5 separate regions of the Homo sapiens genome follow, and regions 1, 3, 4 and 5 are each linked to region 2. Evidence: chromatin loops called from intact Hi-C (ENCODE). Cell type or tissue: heart left ventricle. All regions are shown on one strand.

Evidence for each region. Peaks named below come from ENCODE experiments on the same cell type or tissue, not always from the same donor. Only the 100,000 strongest peaks of a DNase experiment are listed, where the experiment ranks them.
Region 1: a loop joins it to region 2, with 2.4 times the contacts of the local background. A loop is called at or near these places in 16 of 110 quality-filtered maps.
Region 3: a loop joins it to region 2, with 2.1 times the contacts of the local background. A loop is called at or near these places in 10 of 110 quality-filtered maps.
Region 4: it touches region 2 in a loop (2.3-fold over the local background); 10 of 110 quality-filtered maps call a loop at or near these places.
Region 5: a loop joins it to region 2, with 2.9 times the contacts of the local background. A loop is called at or near these places in 76 of 110 quality-filtered maps.

What each region holds. Positions count from the first base shown.
Region 1 is chr12:2,182,684-2,186,683 of GRCh38, forward strand. The region is part of intron 3 of CACNA1C (calcium voltage-gated channel subunit alpha1 C); the gene reads left to right. Among named protein-coding and RNA genes, the nearest start is that of CACNA1C-AS4, 39 kb to the right of the region's middle. RefSeq lists an enhancer at 1,028-1,527. In heart left ventricle, a CTCF peak has its summit at 1,648; no DNase peak of the experiment used is centred here; H3K27ac peaks cover 703 bases.
Region 2 is chr12:2,271,288-2,275,287 of GRCh38, forward strand. All of the region lies in intron 3 of CACNA1C (calcium voltage-gated channel subunit alpha1 C), which reads left to right. The region is part of intron 1 of CACNA1C-IT3 (CACNA1C intronic transcript 3); the gene reads left to right. Among named protein-coding and RNA genes, the nearest start is that of CACNA1C-IT3, 3.5 kb to the left of the region's middle. RefSeq lists enhancers at 2,210-2,805, 2,806-3,399. In heart left ventricle, a CTCF peak has its summit at 2,219; no DNase peak of the experiment used is centred here.
Region 3 is chr12:2,161,693-2,165,692 of GRCh38, forward strand. The region is part of intron 3 of CACNA1C (calcium voltage-gated channel subunit alpha1 C); the gene reads left to right. It overlaps LOC107984131 (a long non-coding RNA gene), which reads left to right. Exons shown (of 2, transcript XR_001749435.2): 2 at 1-4,000. Among named protein-coding and RNA genes, the nearest start is that of CACNA1C-AS4, 60 kb to the right of the region's middle. In heart left ventricle, CTCF peaks have their summits at 88 and 1,886; DNase peaks (open chromatin) are centred at 1,679 and 2,049; H3K27ac peaks cover 3,851 bases.
Region 4 is chr12:1,973,371-1,977,370 of GRCh38, forward strand. The region is part of intron 3 of DCP1B (decapping mRNA 1B); the gene reads right to left. It also overlaps a transcript of CACNA1C not described here. Among named protein-coding and RNA genes, the nearest start is that of DCP1B, 29 kb to the right of the region's middle. In heart left ventricle, no CTCF peak of the experiment used is centred here; no DNase peak of the experiment used is centred here; H3K4me3 peaks cover 3,877 bases; H3K27ac peaks cover 4,000 bases.
Region 5 is chr12:2,060,054-2,064,053 of GRCh38, forward strand. All of the region lies in intron 1 of CACNA1C (calcium voltage-gated channel subunit alpha1 C), which reads left to right. Among named protein-coding and RNA genes, the nearest start is that of CACNA1C, 9.1 kb to the left of the region's middle. In heart left ventricle, no CTCF peak of the experiment used is centred here; a DNase peak (open chromatin) is centred at 1,558; H3K4me3 peaks cover 5 bases; H3K27ac peaks cover 270 bases.

The DNA of each region.
Region 1 (4,000 bases), 89 kb before region 2:
TAGGGACTGTGTACTGCAAGGTGACTGGGATGTGCGCCTGAGCATCCCTGAGTCCAAGGTAGGGGAAAGAGGAAGTGGTCCACGATGACACTGTGATGACGGCCATCCTGATGAAGGCACACCCCACCCTGCAGCGGCTCAGGGAAGGGGCGCGTGTGCAGACATCTTGCAGGCAGGGTTTAGATGGTGCTGTCCTCGGAAGAGAGGACTTTGGAAGAAGGTGGTCTTGGTTTCGGTCCTTAGTCCACCGGATGCCAGGTAATCCTTAACCTTTCTGAGCCTCTGTTCTTCACCTCTTAAATGGGGATATCACTTCCCCCAGATGATCTTTTATTTTGTTTTTAAAAAATTATTATTTTTAGTATTTTTAATAGAAATGGGGTCTCACTATGTTGACCAGGCTTGTCTCCGACTCCTGGCCTCAAACAATCCTCCCATCTCGGCCTCCCAAAGTGCTGAGATTATAGGCGTGAGCCACCATGCCCAGCCCCCTGACGTGATTTCTATGAAAATGAAATTAAATGAGTTAATTTAGGGAAGCCACTTAACATAATTCCTGGCTCAAAAAAAAAAAGAAAAAAGAAAGTTTTCTTCCCTTCCTGACCTTGTAGGAGAACAGAGCTCCTTCGCCTGAGGGGCATGAGTCCCTATGCAGAGGTTCCCTAACACCTGCTCATAGGTCTGTGTCCCGCTGATCTGGTAAGCACCGGGAATGGTCTCTTAAACACAAAGTTTGGGCTGCCTTCTCTAGAGATTCTATTTCCACAAGTGTGGGAAGGGGCTGCACGGGAATCAGAAATGTTTCCCCAGTGATTCTGATGCATAGTTCAGTTTGAAGACGTGCTAACAATATATACCAACAAAAGTTGTCTGCGTCTTTTTCTGGGGACAGACCCCCCCCCGGCTTTCATCAGAATGTCACGGTCCCACACAAATGAAGATGCATCCTCTCATGGTATGTGCTAGCGGGCACAGAGAGTGGGGCTGGAGAATGAGGGCTTGGTAGGCGAAAGGCCCCAGGGCCAGCCCTGCTCTGCCCTCGTCTCTTGCCTTCCCGCCAGGTGGGTCAGGAAATAGGAACAGGTGGTTAGTCACGGGGCTCTCCAGCAGGTAGGGCAGTGGCTGAGGAAATAGCGGTATCTCATCAGCTCTGTCTCTAGAGGTTCTTAAGATACTTAGTTGTCACCAGCCTGAAAAGTCAGCGTGGAAAATGTTCCAGCCTGGTTCCTGTAAACGTAAAATCTGTTATGAATTATATCCATCCACGTGGAAGAGGGAGACAGAGTGATCTGGTATGTGCAGGAGAGGGCCAGCCTCTGCCTGGTCTGAAAGCTTTTGCAATTGTTCCTAATTGGCCCAGTCTTTTTCTGCAGGAATCTCCTCTCTTTTCTCCATCCCATCCCCCACTGCCTGCAGCTTCTGATTTCTTGGCAAGGCAAGCAGGCACCAGAGCTGGGGCTGCGGTTGTTCTGAAGGATTTTCAGGTGTGCGTGTTGAAAGCCGGCAGGAAGAGAATGCTGGCTCTGTGTTTAGCAGCCGAAGGGACTTGTTATTTAATGTGTCTTCTGAAGCCACGAGGCCTCGGCTTTGTAACTTGCTTTCTTTATTCTTATAAATCTTCTAGGATGCTCCATGGACTGTAGGAGGAGCTCTGACTTCCCGACCATACCCTTGTGTTTACCACTACAGGGACAGAGGTTCACAGCTGCTTCTGGTTGCTGTAGATGATCTGGTTCCCTGATAATTTGAGATAAGTTTGTGTTAGTTTGGAGTCTTCGGTGAATACGTTAGGGTACATGTTTCTTCGTCGTTCCTGGCAGGGCTGATCATAGACCACATCAACCCAAGAATGTGTTTGCCTCTCTGATGAGGCTACATCTAGAATATGAACTTGTCGAGTGCTTAAGTATCTTTCTACATAGTTTATTCATTAGCCTGTTCATTTATCTGTTCAACAACTATTTCTTGCTTGTCAACCATGTTCTAGGCATGTCATGGGCTCTGGAAGCAGAGTGAGAAGCAAGGCTAAGTCCTGGGCTCACGGAACTTAGGTTCTAATGAGGAAGACAGGCAAACAAGGCGCCGTGGAGAGGCAGGCAGAGAACCTTGCTTTCCAACCCTGCTCAGAGGTGCAGTCTCTTTATATATCCCACTTCCGCTATCCCCAAACATGCCCATTAGCACTGACATCTAAAGGGCTCATGGTGAATTAAAATGTGACCCCACCTCTGGGTATTTAGTCATTTAGTATTGAACTGGGGTTAAAGTCCTAAGGAAAGGCATGTGGAGCTAATATTTTTGGGGGGACAGGCCCTACTGGCAGCCATGGAATCTTACTCCGCGTGGCTCATTGCTCCTGGGCTTTACAACTCAACGCAGCTGTAGTTCATTCACCATGCTGTGGCCAAGCAGCAGGAGTTCAAATGTCCCCACTGCCATCTCCAAGTTGTCTCTCTCGGGTTCCTATTTCCCTGGCTTTTGTCACTCCCACCTCACCTGTGGCCCACATTCTTCTCTATTTGAATGTGTGGCAGGCAGGCGAGATAGACAATGGGGAGGAGTTGTTCTGCAGGAGAGAAGGGGACAGTCCTTCCTCCAGCCTGGAGCACTTCCTGCACCGCTCCCCACCCCGTCTACTCTCCATATCCCACCACGCCCTCAGGGCCTTGCCCTAACCCCGGAAGCCCACCTGTCTCTTGGCTGAAATCCTATGGGCTGAGTTGGGTCCCCCCAAAACTCATGTGTTGAAGCCCTGTCTCCTGTACTTCTAGAATGTGACTGCATTTGGAGACAGGGTCTTTAAAGAGGTGATTAAGTTAGCATGAGACCATTAGGGTGGGCCTACTCCAATATGATTGGATTTATAAAAAGAAGAAACTTGGACACAGACACACATGGACACAGACACACATAGAAGGAAAAGCATGTGAAGACATGGGGAGAAGAGGGGCAACTGCAAGCCATGGCGGGAGGCCTCATGAGACATCCACCCTGCTGGCACCTTGATCTTGGACTTCCAGCCTTCAGGAAGTTCATTTCTGTTGAGTAAGCTGCCCTGTCTGTGGCACTTTGTCAGGGCAGTCCCAGCACTGCCTCCTGCCCTGTCTGTGTGGCCCTGGGCAGAAGCGGCCTGGGAGTGTCACTCACCCTTCCTCCTGCACCACGTGTCTTTGCCCGGTGGGCTCCAGCCGCGCCTGGGCAGCAGTCTAGACTTCCTGCAGTCTCTCAGGCTTCTCTGTGGCTGTCCCGTGCCGAGCGCCCAATGCACACTTGTAGCCTGATTGATTGGTTTTCTCAGCCAGGGCACGGATCGTTTCCTGGCCGCTCTCTGGCTCCTTTTCCAGGCACCTCACTCGGTTCCCTACTCTGAGGTGGCTACGGCCAGACTCGCCTCAGCAGCTGCCTCCACTACGGGCTGTGGTTTTTGGTGAGCTTCTTTCAGTCCTCTCATCTTTATGGGAAAACTGCCCAGCCCAGGACCAATTAGCGTGGGATGGTTGCAATAAAGGTCTCCCTTCCCGACATGTGGCCAGCACAGAGCCTTCCCTGGTTCCCTCCCGGCATTTAGTCACAGTCCCCAGCTGTGTGGTCGGTCCTCTCGGCTCATGTTATGGGTGGCCGGGAAGGCAGGCTGTCTTGGGATCTAGGCCCAAGTGACTAGGTCCATTGTGGGTGAGGCAAGGTGGCCACCTCTGCATCCTCCTAGGGGTGTCCTGAAGCGGCTGCGGGCCATGGGCAGGTGGCCGCTGAGGGGGTAAGGGTTCCTTTCAGTGTGAAATGTGCCTGTACCCAAGAGAACTTGCCTTCACTTTTTTTTATTTTAAAGAAATGAAGGGAGAAATAGAGACTAAAAACCCTGGGGGTCAGGGTCTGTGAGACAAACTGAGATGTGCTGGAGACATTGCTTATGGATTTATTGATCCCTGACTTGTTCATACCATGTGCCTGGAATTCAGCACTTACACGTTTCCATAGCACAATGGACATCAGTTTAATCATA
Region 2 (4,000 bases):
TTTAAGTCCAAGGTGCAGCCCCAGAGCGGGTATTTTCCCTTTTGAGAAGTGGAGGCTACCCTGAGCCTTGGGAAAAGTACTCAGAGAGAATCTCCCCCATGAGGCAGTGTAGCTTAAGGAGTTAGGTATTCTGAGTACCTCCAAAGGCTGTTCGCTCTTTCCATTCCAGCTCAGACTGCCTGAGTTCAAGTCCTGGTGTTGCCACTTACTAGCTGGGTATAAGTTGTTTAACATTTTAGTTCCTCGATACCCTAATCTATAAAATGGGGATGAAAATAGTGTCTATGGTAGGGAATTAGTATGAAGATTAAACAGTTTAAATTGTGTCAAGGCCAGGCATGGTGGCTCACTCTTGTAATGCCAGCATTTAGGGAGGCCGAGGCAGGAGAATTGCTTGAGCCCAGGAGTTTGACACCAGCCTGGGAAACATAGTGAACCCCATCTCTACAAAAAAAAAAATTAGCAGAGCATGGTGGTGCATGCCTGTAGTCCCAGCTACTTGGGAGGCTAAGGCAGGAGGATTGCCTGGGCCCAGGAGTTTGAGGCTGCAGTGAGCTGTGATCACACCACTGTACTCCAGCCTGGGTGAGAGAGTGAGACTGTCTAAAAAAAAATGTTTAAGTGTGTCAAGTGCAGAAAACAGTGCTTAATGCATGCCATGTGCCATGCAAATGTTTGCTCTTATTTATTTCAAGAAGCATACTCTTCTGGGCAGAGCATCCTCCTAGGACTCTGGAGAGATGGAGCATCCGCAAGGCCACCAACGGGACTAGTATCCCCCAGTGTTCCCCAAGCATCTCTTCCATCGAGCTATTGCCTTGCTCACAACCCCTCAGTGAGTTGCTTGTCTGGAGATGCAGGCCAAATCAATCCTGTCTACAATCTGCTGTCTGGCTGTGCCCATTCCTGGCCACAAACCCTCTGCTTCACCAGGAAAATCTGTTTATGGGCCCCATTCTCCTACTTGTTTTCACCTCTGCCTTACCCTGCCTGAAAAGCTCTCCTTCCTCACCTTTCCCTCCAAAGCCTATCCATTCTTCGATTCCAGCTCCAGTTCTGCCCTGAAGGCTTGTCCATGCCTGTGGATCACCATCCTCTGCCTCCTGCCTCCTCCTGCTTCCCCGGCTGGTGTCTGCCTCGTATCATCAGTCACCTCCTCCCAAGCAGCCTATTGCTTTCTCTACTGATGCCTTGAGCCGGAAGCCAGACAGCAGATATTCCAAAACTGAAAACCTGTGGATTTGCCTGTAAATTTGCTATAATTTCTTAAGAACACAAGAAAGGCTGAACTTCCTGGAAGTTATTCCTAGGGCCAGCATCATGGGAGTTTGACGGTTGGCTGTGTAGAGCAGTCACTCCAAGGCAGTTGATTTGCTTTGTTGTTCTTCTCACCCCATCAGTATTATAATGTGGAGCTTCCTCTGCATTGTGCCGTGAGATGACAGCAAAAGGGCTGTGGCCACTGCCTGGGACTTGATCCTTCGCTGAAACAGGGACACTTTCTATGACTAGTGCTACGTTACATTTATCCGTTCTATTGGACACATGTTCGTAGGCCCAGGATCAGAATAAAATAGCTCCACAGCTAGAAGAAATCAGTTTATAGGCAAACAAGACTCTGATGTTGGCCCTTAAAAAGAAACTGCTCATATTACATATTACAGTTTAATTTTGTCCGCGTTAGAAGGTCCCAGTGATATCTTTGCTTCTTGACTGTAGTCTAGTGTTTAAAGGTTATTTGCCCAGGTGACTTTTTTATCTTTTCCAATCTAAATACAGTTGTCCCTTGGTATCCACAGGTGATTGGTTCCAGGACTCCCCAACCCCTTGGATACCAAAATCCTTAGGTACTCAAGTCCCTTGCATAAAATGCATAGTGTTTTCATATAACCTATGCACATCCTCTTGTGTACCTTAAATCATCTCCAGGTTACTTATACTACCTAATACGGTGTAAGTGCTATATAAATAGTTCTTATGATGTACTGTTTTCATTTACTGGTATGATTTTTATTGTCATATTATTTTTATTAAAAATTTTCTTTTCAAATATTTTCTATCTGTGGCTGGTTGAATCACCAAGAATGCAAAGGGCCAACTGTATCAACAGCTCAAAGTGGAGAGCCCAGGGCCCAGGCACGGATCATTAGGGGAAGTACAGGGCTGGCAGAGAAGAAACTGGACTCCCAGAGCCGGCTCTTTCTGTGGGCTGGGAGCTCCTCCAGGCTGCTGGGTTAGGACCAGCAGGACGGCCAGAACCATGGAGACATGCTGCTGGTTTTGGAGATGGGGAGAGGCATGTGACCTTTTCTGGGAATCAAATCAGAGTGAAACCAGAAGAAGAATCTAGACTTCTTGGGGTAACTTGGCAAACAAAGCTCAGATAGACGGAGGGGTGTTCAAGGAACTTTGCACGATTTCCTATGGGCTAAGAGAAGACGCTTGCAAATCTGAAAGGGCAACATAGGGAAAGTTCCTACAGGGAAGGGAGACGGTCAACCCCCTCTCCCTGACCCCGGGCTTGGTTAGGGGGCAGAGAACGGGAGGGGGTCAAGGAGGCTGTCTGTTTCCCTCAGTGCAAATGCCTGGACAGCACGTGTGTGCAGGCTGTGCCCCTGACCTGATGAGCACCTGATGGGTGGCTGTTGACCGACTGTCCATGCAAGGGGTGTGGGCTGTGCTTGGCAGCCTCCAGCAGGCAGGGCTTGTTCACCTGCGTCCTGTCCAGCACGCGGCAGGAGCTATCCTGGCCTCAGTGTTAAAAGGTGGCCCTGGGTCGAAGGAGTGGCATAAGGTCCCACTTGGGTGCTTGATAATGATCTAGAGCCTCGTGCCCTTATCTTCACGGCCTCCTCGTTTATGGCAGCAAGTCCTCGTCCTGTGGGCCCCATTTCTAAGCTGGACGTCCAGCAGTTCCCTCAGAAAGTGCTGTGGGGCCCAGGCGTCCTCTCAGAGGATATGAGCACTCCCGAGTCGTTCTCACTGCGTGTGTTCATTTCACTCACTGCCTGCTTCCTTCGTTCAGCTCCAAGTACCTGCTGATGTTTCTGAGCTAGGAGGGCTTCCTTCAGGTAATAGGGGAAGCATGATCTGGAAAAGGGAAGGTTTCCTTTTGCCCCATGGAGAGACGTCCTGAGACACTTCATCAACCAGGAAGGCTCCCAGGCAGCCACTGGGTTGCAGTGAAAGTTTTCAGCCGCTGGTGACTGCTCTGGTGAGACTTGTGAGAGAGAACAGTGACGGTGAGCACAGCAGCCCCTCAGAAAGCAAACCAGGGAGTGGCTTCCCGACGTGCACGGTTTCTAATTCACACGGTCCCTGCATAAGCTAGGCATTCCTGTATCCTGTTTTCACATGAGGAAACTGAGGCCCCTGGAACTCACGTAGTTTGCCCAAGGCCATCTAACTAGGAGGCCGTAATTAGTGAAGCTGGGATTTACACCTAGGGCTGTCTGATTCCGAAGCTGGGCTCTTTCCACGGTATGGTCTGAGGGTGCAGTCTAGAGCGGGGACTGATGGGGTTTGTCTGAAGGAACATGAGATGGTGGAGTTCCAGGCTGGCTGGTGTGGGGCCCCGGCTGGGATGAGACAGTGTCTTCAAGTGTCAGGGATGGACGAATGTCCCTGTCAGGAGATGTTGGTCCCTGGCAGCCAGGCATGGTGGCAGCACTCCCAGCCTGGCCTGCCCTGCACAAACCTTCAGGCACACAGGCCTCTTGACAGAGTGATGATTGGGATTCCATGCCTGCACCAGTGGTGGGAGAGATGCAGGTGAAACAAGGCGGAAAGGACCGTAATTACCTCCTAACAGGTTTCCACATTTCTCTGCTGTCAGAATGGTTTTGTTTTCTGATTTATTTTGATCTGCTTGAAAATTAGTTGTGGCAGTGTGTTTGGTGTGTAATCATTGTCCTGCTAGCTAGCAGTCATCATCAGCAATGTTAGCCCGGCAAACGTGATCTTTCTTTCCTTTGCCCAATACATGTCAGGCTCTGTGTGG
Region 3 (4,000 bases), 110 kb before region 2:
TGCGAGAATGCTGTTTGGCAAACAAAGAGCGCTCTCTGGCCCCCAGAGGTTCTGGCTTTTGAGCCCAGACTAAAGAAAGCCAGGCTGGAGACCGTATATCAAACTTTGCAAGCCCGTTTATATACCTTGCTGGTGCCTCAGGGGGCAGAAATGCTGGTTGGGGATCTTTGTGTTTTGTTTTGAAAGAGTGATGTTTGGAAGCAGAAGCACTCAAAAATATATCCTGACCTCTGGCACTTAGAACCTCCACCAGAGCTTGGCACTTAACTGTTCTGTTTCTCGTGATATGTTCTAATTATCTGTTTCCAGCCAGATTGTAAGGTCAACAATGGTAGTTTATTTACGAGTAAGTCTTAGTTTTCTCATCTGTAGGAATGGGGATAAAAATGCAGGTTTGCTATGAGTGTTAGGGGTTCAGGGTTTAGTTTTGGGCCTAACTGCTCCTGTCTACCTGTCTACCCTTCCAGGGCCTCTCAGGACACACCTTACTCCCAAAGCACAATATCCAAATGGCAAAGAGGTTGTCCCTTTCTTAATGAGCTCCACAAGCACCTGACCACCACCCCCTCCCATTCGAGGCCTCCCTGTCCCCTCCCGCTGAACCTAAACCGCTCTGAGGAGCAGCTCTCCAGCCATCAGTCCTGCTTGGATGAGGATGCTGATTTTGTGTCTAGGGAAACAAGTCTGCCCCGTTTGCCTTCCACATGGAGGCTGAGGGTACAAGAGAAAGTTGGGGGAAATAGCAAGCAAAGTTCAGAGGGCAGTGGTCCATTTTTTCTTATCAGCCACAAAACAAAAAATAAATAAAAGAAGGAGGAGGCCGTGTCTTTGAGGCACAGTAAGCCTGCCCACTGAATGTCCCTGAGAGTAACTAGTTATAATAGCTACTCCTTCTACAGGGAGACCTAGAGACGGGGCAGAGAGAGGAAAGGACGTGCCCCCGTGAATAGCAGAGGGGTGAACAGTAGGCCTGGGGGAGAAATTGCCTTCCTGACAAGAAGAGTTGGAGATGATGAATACAAAACCCCTGGGACACTGCCTGGCCCATAGTGATGTTACCATCAGTAGTGGCTTTGCCGTTTCCAGATTGACATCCATGCCCTAAACAGAGAACTTTGCTGAGATGAAATTTCCTTGTTGGTATACTTTTGTGAACCACTCCATTGAGAACCAGCACAAAGCCATTGCCTTCTTGAACGTCTTCATTAAAACTAGAATAATCTCTGCCCCTCATTTGCCCATGCACATGGAAAACCCACGGATATGCCTTCCCTGATGGAAAATATGACCACTGACTGGAGTTCGAGACCAGCCTGACCAATATGGAGAAACCCCATCTCTACTAAAAATACAAAATTAGCCAGGCGTGGTGGTGCATGCTTGTAATTCCAGCTACTTGGGAGGCTGAGGCAGGAGAATCACTTGAACCCAGGAGGCAGGGGCTACCGTGAGCCGAGCCGAGATCACGCCATTGCACTCTAGTCTGGGCAACAAGAGTGAAATTCCATCTCAAAAAAAAAAAAAAAAAAGTGACCACTGAAATGTGTATAATGCTTTAAAATTGACAGTGCATTTTCTCATCCATCATTTGAGCCTCACAACAGCCTTGTGACGTAGGCAGTATTCGTATTCTCACTTCAAAGATAAGGAAGCGGATGCTGGAATGGCTTGGGCACCAGGCCAGGTTCATACAGTAAGTAAATGGCCAAGGCAGGGTGTAATCTTTGGACTCCACACCCAGCGCTCCTTTTTTTTTTCTGTCATCTGTGATGCTTCTTCCACCCTGCTATTGATAGCCTAGGAACAAGATGTGTGACTTTTCTTACCACCCCCTGGTGGGTACATCCTGGGTACACTTTTCTGTTTTCTAGTGGGGGTAAGGAAAATGGCTTTCAGTGGTGAAGGTTCACAGAAAGAATGGGATCCAGAAGCGTCTTCCAGCATGGTCCAGGTGCCAGAAGACTTTGGCAGGCGAGTTGACCATGGCTGAGTCAGGCCCTCCTCCCCCGCTCCCTGGATTTTGGATCGATTTTGCAGCGGCTCTGGCGGCTGCATGTGTTTCCCTTGGCCTCTGAGGCATTCCAGTGATGATGATGGCTCGGCGGGGTCACGGCCCTGTACAAAGCAAGGGCTATTTGTGGCTGATCTAAAACATAACTGGAGCCACCTGCATCCGAGGCTGGCTTCTCGGGCTCTGGGTCCCATAACCCAGCTGGAGTAAAAAGTTCACGTTCCCGTGTGGAGTAGATACCAAAAGTGACGTCTCTTTCTTTCTTTAGGTTTGGCTGCGTAATTGGAAAACCAAGCTGCCCGCCACCTTGCCGTGGCTTCTTCTATCCCTAGGGCCTGGAGTGGGCTTCCTCCCTCCCCTCCTCTATCTAAACCCTCCTTGCTGCAAGACCCTGCTCCTTTCACGGAGTCTCCATTCCCAGAATGTATGTGACCTCATTGTTTGTCATCCATGTTGGGGCTTTTAAGAATATCCCCTTGCACCATTTTATGACTGCTTCATGGACAATAATCCTGACTGTGTTCTTTGGGGCCAGACACTGGGTCTGCTTTCCTTCCTCTCTCACAGTGCCTGGCTGTGCTGGGTACACATGAAGGCTGACGGTTCACTGAATGAGGCATTGTGGAGGGCGTAGAAAACATGGAGACCTGGGAACCCAGAGACCAGGTTTTGTTGCCAGGGCAAATCCCTTTGCCTCTCTGGGTTGCTCAGTCCATATCTGTAAAATGAGAGTTGAACTGGATGATCTTTAAGGTCCATTTCAAATTCAAAGTTCTGGAACTAATTGTAGACTAAGCCGAAGAGATGCTCATTGCCTTTACCTGTCTCTCTCTGCTCCCCATATTGCAGCCTGGTAAGCTGTTGTGGCTTATCACCCGCACCTCTGATTTGCCTGAATGTAACTTAAAAACTTGTCTTCATAATATCAGGAAGGTCACAAAAGAGAATGAGGGAGTGTTGAGTAGTGTTTAGAAGCAGAGACTGGGGAATCAGACAAACTTGGGTTTCAGTCTTAGCCCTACCACTTAATAGTTGTGTGGCCTTGAGCAAGTCACCTTGTTAAGTACCACTTTCTTTTCAGAAACATGGAGTTAATGCCAGTCTCACAAGGCAATGGAGGAATATGTGAGATAATACAGGTATGGCGCACACACAGTGTCAGAGCTCACTCAATGGTGGCAGTCATCGTCATTGAAGTGGGGAGGGGAAAGAAGCAGAGGGGTGTGTTTTCTAGTCCTTTGGTGAGCATTTTCTGACTTGTAAACTATTGGTTGCATTTTAAGACAGTGCCTTTATCATTTTCATAAGCAGTGTAATGATTTGAGGAAAACCATTTTAGTTCTAATAAGAACACTAGCAGTACTAATTGTGCACATGATAGCATTTTAATAGAGTTCCATAATTTATGGAATTGGGAAGACTTACAAAAACATGGGTTGACTCTCTAGAGTCTTAGGTTTCTGGTGAGTGATTCAAACAGGCTGCTCTTGCTTCCTGCCAGTGCAAATAAATCAATTGTAAACCTGCACTTTTAAACAAAATTGTGAAAAAGGAAACAAATCCAGTGATAAGAAACTATTTTAACAAGACACTTCATTCTTGAGGTGATTTGCTAAGGAGAGATTTTCCAGATTGTCCCTGAACTACCAAAAGCAACAGACACACTGTGGTACTTGCTTCTCTTTTTCTAGCTGCTCTGGGTTTAAGTAACTGAAGCCTTCTCAAGTATTAAATTTGGAGGGTGGCTCAGTGATCTAAGCAATGAAGACCCAAGAAAGACTTTGGGTCTGAATCAAAGTTTTCCAACTGCCTTGCTTTGAGTGCTTGGAAAGTCACTTCCTAACCTTGGATACCTCAATCTTACCAACTAAAAGAGTGGTAGATGGCGGGATGAACATCGCCCAGCTTTAGACAGTGAAACCTGGATGAACTTAACCTGGCTTAAGATGATCCCTTTCTGTTTAAGTGGAAAATGCATGGTGAGTGAAC
Region 4 (4,000 bases), 300 kb before region 2:
AAATTAATGTTATTAGAAAGTTAATGCCATTAAAAACAAACAAAACTCTCTGAATTAAAGCATTATACTAATTTGGATTAAATTAATATGTACTCTCCAACTATAAATGAGAATTTATTACTTTCCCAGTAAAAGACAGATTTAATCTTTTAGAAAGTTTTAATTTATAATGGATTCATGTTATATCATTCAATCTTCCTAATCTTCCCAGAGATCATCATCTTCCTAAACTGGGAACCTTGAGGTCATCTACTACCCTCAGGTTTACCAAAGGTCATATGGAATCTTTTTCATCGTATACTAATTTCCTAGTTTTATTTGTTCCTTTAATCTAAGAGATATAACAGAGTAAATAAACTTTTAAAAATTAGGAAGCAGAAAAGTCCATAGTTTACAACAAATATAAATAGAAACAACTTATTCTGCTTTGTTGGCCACTTAAATTTATATTTTCATTTGTTCATAATCTTGCTGAAAAATTTCAAAATCTCCTTGGCCACAAATATCATGCAGGGAGTCCCTAATACATCTTTTCCTTCTCTCTACTCGTCCTTGAAGACCCAGGCTTTCTCACTCCTCTAGGAATAAACAGTCCCAACTTTTTCTTTGCTCCTGTAGTTTTGTATATCCTTGTAGTAAAAAAGGTAATAAATTAAGCATTTATAAATCTGTTCCCTCCACTAGACTATAAGCTCCTGGAGGGGAGGACTTTGTTAAAACACCCAGTACAGCAAACAGCATGTGCAGACATTCAACAAATACTTGCTGAGTTGAAATGAAATCTAAGACTTCAAGCTCTTCTACCATCAATAACCCTTGTAATTGCTAATATCAATAATTATCACTTCCTGGAATAATTCAACATGTGGACTAGATATGCTAGAATTCTCTATCAATTGATTACACCTTCTACCAGAAATTTCAGCATGGACAGTCTCCTCATATCACCGCTTTTGTTCTCCTTCAACCTTCACTGAGAGTTTATTTTGCTTCAAACACTTTACCTTCTTATGCTTAAGTAGTGTTGATGGGATTCTGTCATTAGGATATGAGCTCCCGAAGACTGTATATTTCGATTGATCCAGCACTATGTAGACACTAATGTACTCGTTTAATGTGTATTTACTATTACAACTCTACCATATACCATTCTTCCTGATTGACTACTTGTTAGGCACTGGCAACTAAGAGCTCAAAGGATGCAACAATTCTGCAAAATCACATGCATTTCTCTTCATTATGGAAAAACAAAGGACAAATAATAACTAATAGTACTTTGGTCTACCAGAAAATCCAAGCTATTCATATTCTAGTCGCGTTTGATAATGGCAATCCCAAGCTTACATATATAAGCACCTGAATGACCTGAAAAATGTAAGATTTAGATGCATGTCAGTCATTCCAGCAACACACTGACAACTATCACCATAAGTGAATCTCAATGTACATAAATAAGTCCAGTCTCCTATAATCGCAGTTTTTGAGAAAGCTATGTTTAAACATGTCTATTTATGCTTAAGCTTATTTTTAAAACAGAATATTTCTACAGGTCAAAAATTTGTTCCAATGAAGAACAGACTTCTTCATATTTGAGCCAGATGATTTAATTGAGTGTTTAACAATGATAGGAATAGCTCTGCTGAAAATAGCCTAACTATAAAACACATGATCACAGAAATATTTCTACAATTTGACATAGCAGTAGTCTAGCCAAAGGAGCCTAGTGCTACTTCCTGATTAAAGAAAAGTCAGAGTTTCTTTATTTTTTCATTTTTACCTTAATCTGTGAATATAGACATAGGAGATACTACTTTCCAAAAGACTCTTTCCAAAAACCCTTTATGTTTAAACAGTTAAATTGTGTTTTGGTTCTACTATGAAATAAGAGCTCTAAGGCTATACATAAGGTAATTCTAATACAAGTTCTTGGCCAAAATTGTTTTCCTTCTTCAAAACCCATAATTTTTCCTTCTGTGGGTTAAGCAGTAAATTTACTTTGATTCCAGAACTTGATTATTTGAAACTATTTACTAAATGATTTTTGGACAAAAATTAGTAATATAAAACACAGAATCTAAAAGAATACACATTATATAGCCATAATGACCACTTACTATAGATAAAGGGTAGGGAAACTAAAAGATGCTTTCCTTATTAAGCATTTAAGAAAATGTTTTGGAACCCAGCTTTTCTCTGCCAAGAATTTAGACTTCCACCATGCTAAACTGGGCTCTCTTAAACACAAAACATAAAATACACTGCATGTCCAAGCCACAGATGCAGCGTATCAATCTGAATAGCATTACTATGTTTTCTTGGTCAAGCTGAGAACCTTAATAGTCTTTATGGTTTAGGATAAAACAAGTGACTTTACTTTGTAGCAGCTGTAAATCACCATATATGACTTTGCCACATGGGTTTTTCCTCACCTCAGCATGTCAGATTGTTAAGTTACATAAGAAATGTATATATTCACATGAAGGTTCTCTCCGTGAGTCCCCTGGCAGTTATGATGGAGAAGTAGAAACTGTGTTAATTGGATGGTCAGGGTGAAGAGAAGGGTTGTTTACTCACACTGTGTATCTGCTTATGTGTGTGTTTCAAGGAACTATCTGGTGTCACAACTCAACACACAGAAAAATAGAAATACGAAATCCAGAGATACCACAAGGCTCAAGAGTGAAATTCTGCTTTACTTGAGATTTTTCAGAGCCTTTCTTTAGATGGATAGTTTTCTTTAGAGTTTAGATCCCTTCCTTTCAGCCTAAGTGGAGTACTGACAGAGAACAAAAAAGTCATTTTGGATTAAAGGTCACAGTGACAAGTTTCATCACTCAAGTCACAGTAGACGTATAACCCTTTATCATATATTAACATGTTAGCTCTCTAAGCAATGGTGCATAATAAATAGATCAATTTTTCAGTCGGAATGGCAAAGGAGACTTAGAGACACAAAGTAAGATTCAGTGACCACATTATGATTTTTAAATTTTGGTGGCTCTTCTTTCTTTCTCATTAAATGCAGGCTTAAAAGGAGTCCTTGAAAGTTTCTAATTCAACCAACCACTCCTCTCACATACAGTAAAAGAGCCTCAAGACTGTATAGGTTACCTATTCTGACTAAATATGAAATGTCAAATTCCTCGGCTCCCATTCCTCACTGCTCATGATGTGAATGAGTCTACTTTAAGGTCTTGTCTTCCTGGGCAGATCCCGAAGAGAAATGTATTCTGTTATTCCTGCAAATACTAAGTTTTTGCCTAGTAAGAATGTCAAGTATTTTTAGCCATATAGTTACTTTAAATATTAGTTTCTTGACCCTAGAGAGCTTTAGGGGTTCAATAAAATCCCTAAAACTATATGCAAAATGTCATGTATATATGCAAATTTTGGGAGGTGAAAAAGTGCAAAGCATAGACCCTCTAAAACAATGTCTGGCACACAGCAGTCAAGCAAATATATTTGAGGAAAGGGGGAGAGGGAGGGAGGGAGGGGGAGGAAGGAAAGTAGGAAGTAAAGAAGGAAGAAATGAAGGAAAAAAGGGAAGAAGAAAAGTCTTCAGATTCTCATAGGGGTTTGTGACTCACAGAAGATTAGGAACTACTATTTGCGACTATCAATATGCCAATAAATATCCTAGAATGGAAAACAACCCTCAGTTATCTCTGGGCAGATAATGTGTCTTTCATTTACTTGGTAATAAATTTACACAGAGTTCACTTTTAACTTTCCAGATTGCTTTTGTAATCACTGCCTAAACTGATTGCAAGGTTAAGAAAAGACGTAACAAAGTCTCCAAGTCTTAGAATTTGTTAAGTTGGAAGAGCTTTTATTCCTCCATGTAGCCTGAAGCCTAGGAGAAAGCTTAAAAAGCACAGATCTGTTAGCATGCTCGGCCATGATGAGGGTGAATCACACAGTTCAGCTGTGGCTACTGGTTTGCCTTCGTTGGAGAGGTGTCATTCTCCGTCTCTACCATGAAGTGGGAAACAGGAAGACA
Region 5 (4,000 bases), 210 kb before region 2:
AGTAGAAGTTCATACATGTCCACAAGAAACTCCTGCAAAATTCAGATCACGATTTTGTCTGCAAACAGATCTGCCTCTAAGCCTTTTTTATTTGCTCACTTCCTCTCGGCCCCAATCTAGGCTTGTTTCAGCCCCTTTGCGAGAGTGGGATGGGGATGGGAAGCCGGGCTGTGCTGTGGGACTTCCCTGGTGAGCTGCTGGGATTCTTCATGGACCAGCTGGCATTACCAGTAGCTGGGGTATAGACACACAGATCAGCCCCAGGGTAGAGACTGTGAGACAGGCTGCCACAGACTCCACCTGAGCTGGGCGACCAAGGGCGTCTTTCTGCTCCCATGTCAGGGTTGGTCTCCTAGGACCCCCGGCCTACTCCCAGGAGACATTCCCAGCAGTGGTGGTAGACTCAGCCCATGGAAGAGAATCACTAGGACCTGCCTCTGACATTCCCATCTTCCTTGAAGTGTTCATTGGCTGACTTGTTTCATACTCTTTCAAGTCATCTCTGAGAAACTGGAAGGCCTCTGAGGCTGACTCGGTCTAGCTTGAAGACGGAGGCATGAGCCAGGCTCATGCTTAGAGATGTGGCTTTTGAGTTCCCTGGAGGAAGCCATCATTTCAGAACATAGTGTTGTGATAATTTCATGAAATATTCAAGCTGCCAATTTGCCAACAGGGGTTTCTTTTAATACACTCGGCTACACTTGGTGTTGCCCACTTGAACCTAGCTAAAAGGAAAATAAAATAATCTTGTCTCCTGTCCTTTAGAGAACCAAGCCAAAATCTAGACAGTGAATGAATGTTCTTCTCCATATTGCCTGTGGGCAGAAATGTTGACTTGAGTACTCAATTAAGCTCTATTTACTTTATAACCATTGTGTCATGTACAGTCATTTATATTCCTTTCTTTCTTCCAAAATAATCTACGTTGGGCTAAAACCTTTCAAAGACATTAACAAAAGTAACAAAGTAAATAGCTAAAGAATAAATAAGGCTGTAGGCTAGAGAAATGACTTGGGTCTTGGGTCACATTCTTTGACTTCATCTCTTTCTCTGAGAGTTCAGAAGGAATCAAATCCCTTTTTTTTTTTTTGTCTGTAAAGTGGAGATAATAATCCTTAGCCAATTCACTTCGCAGGGCAGCTGTGAGGATCCAAATAGGAGAATGAGTGTATATCGCTGTTCAAACATCAGCTACTCTTATTCTCCCCATCAGCGAGCAGAGCACCAGAGTTTGGAAAAGCAACGCCATGAAGTAACATTCACAGCATTTCAAACAACTTTGGAGGTGTTGTGGGAGGGCTGACATTATTCAATATTTTAAAGGTGAAAATGTAAAACAAAGAGAAACCAGAGTCTGAGGTGGTCTGGCTGATACCAGAATAATCAGGGAGGAAGTGAACCATTGGTTGAGATGGGCCTGGTATTTTGCCCTCCAGAGAGTCTAGGAGCCTGTGGCCAGTAGGCTCCCAGGACGGTGGAGCCATGTGCACTGCTGGCACTGCTGCTGTTTCCAAGCTGAGGGTGAGGACATGGGGATGCAGGGTATCCGACGCCTGGCAGCTGTCCACCTGCCATGCTGCTGTCCCCTCACTGCCACCACACATGGCTGCCTGGCTTCGGCCTCAAGTCCAAAGCCACGCTGGCCTGAAGTCCTTTCATGGCCTGAAAATAGGGCCATTGAGGGCAGGAAGAACACCACCTGGGCAACCAATGTCTCCTCACTTTTGAACGTGAATTCCCCAAACCTAAACCCAACTTCCCAGTACAGGAGGACGGGCTGGAAAATAAAACTTTGCTTCAAAAGTAAACTTTGGGTTTGGAAAATAAACTTATTTATTTTTCATAGCCAAAATGTTGCAGGTTTGGAGATAGAGGGGACAGTTCTGTGTAGCTCCCTAAGACACTGATCAAAATAGGAAAGAGCTTTAACATTATAGTCTAAGTGACAGGATTAGTTTTAGTTTCCCAAAGCAAAAATAATCCCATCATCAAAAAGTATGCTGGGAAACTTTCGCACTTTCGCATTTGTTTGCACCTTGTTCTACCCCCAGCTCTGGTCCTGTGATCTGTGGAGCCATATATGTTTTAATTTTTCTCTAAAGAAAAAAAGCTGTATTGAGGTATAACATCTACCTTGTTATAATTTTAAAATAGAGCAAGAGTAATAGCCACCATTTATTGAATGCCTAGCATGTGTTAGACAATGTTCTTGGTGCTTCATGTGCTTAATATGTTTTATCCTTACAGTAATCCTACCACGTGGGTTTTAATTATATTTTTTAGATAAGGAAACTGAGGACCAAAGTCTTAAGCAATGTGGCCACAGCCACCCAGACAGTGTTGGGGCTGGGAATTAAATTCAGGTCTGTCGGACTTTCAAAACATTTGCTCTTTCTGTTACTTCTCCCCATGGAGAACAGTAGAAAGAGAAACCCACTATCTCTCTATCCTGGGAAAATGACCTTGTCCTTGCCTTCTGGAACCTGGCTTAGATTTGCCTTGTGGAAGCTCAGAGCTGGAATCCTTGTTCTTACTTGATGGCTGCATGTTGTCGTGGTACCCCGCCTCCCCTCCTGGTCCCGTCCTCTGGCTTTCTTTCCCCTTATTCCCAGGGTTTCTGCCAGGGCCCTCCTTGCTTCTTCACATCTCCTCACAGGCCTTCACAGACCACCTAGGTCAGTACACCTTGTCTCCCGGGGGACCCATTTGTGGCATGGCCTTGCTTCACCACCCATTCTTGGAATATTTCCTCAGTCACTCCCTCCAGGAAAATAGACACTCTCCATTCTCAAACGAGATTCCCGTGAGTCCCGGGGACCATCCCTGTAAGCTGAGCTCTCCAGACTTCATGCATTATTTATTTATTTATTTTGAAATAGCAGCTTTGTTGAGGTATAATTCGCATACCGTAAAATTTACCCTTTTGATGTGTATGATTCAGTGGTCTACCTACTTCCCCAATATTTTCATCACCCGCAAAAAATACCCTTTACCCATTGGTAGTCACTTTTCATTCCCCTCTCTCTCCAGCCCTTGGCAACCATGAATTTACTTTTGTCTCTATGGATTTTCATGTGTTATTGACAGCAATAATAATTCCTTTTTTTTTTTTTTCCTGAGGTGTAGTCTCGCTCTGTCACCAGGCTGGAGTGCAGTGGTACGATCTCGTCTCACTGCAACCTCCGACTCCCTGGTTCAAGCGATTCTCCTGCCTCAGTCTCCTGAGTAGCTGGGACTACAGGCACCCACCACCATGCCTGGCTTATTTTTGTATTTTTAGTAGAGATGGGATTTCACCATGTTGGCCAGGATGGTCTCCATCTCCTGACCTCTTGATCCACCCGCTTGGCCTCCCAAAGTGCTGGGATTACAGGCGTGAACCACTGTGCCCAGCCAACAGCAATAATAATTCTACAGTTGGAGTTTGCTGTGTAGTCTGACTGTTGATAACATATCTCACAAATTTCAGACCTAGATAGGTCATGACAATTTACATGATAAATGATGACATTGAAAGGAAGCACGTGAAATTAGGGAGCTGGCTGTCATTTGGAGGTGGGATTAAGCGTTTTCTTTCAATTATACAAAAAAGTGGTTTTAGCATTTTTCAAAGGTATCTTAGCATAATGTCTTCAAGGTTCATCCACGTTGTACCATGTGTCAGGACTTCGTTCCTTTTTATGGCTGAATAGTATTTCATTGAAAGCACACGCCACATTTTGCTTATCCATTCTTCTGTTGATGGACACTTGCGTTTTCACCTTTTGGCTATTGTGAATGGTGCTGCAATGAACACCAGTATTCAAGTATCTATTTGAATCCATTTTTAGTTATTTTGGGTTTACCTAGGAGTGGAATTGCTGGCCCTGCAATATGACTTTTTAGCTTTAAGAGCCCACTTCCTTGGGTAGTGCCCCAAATTTGAAGCCCACGTAGATGAGACTACAGCATTAGGAAATCCTATTGTGTCAGTAGTGAGGGTTTGGTATTTAGTCTGGGC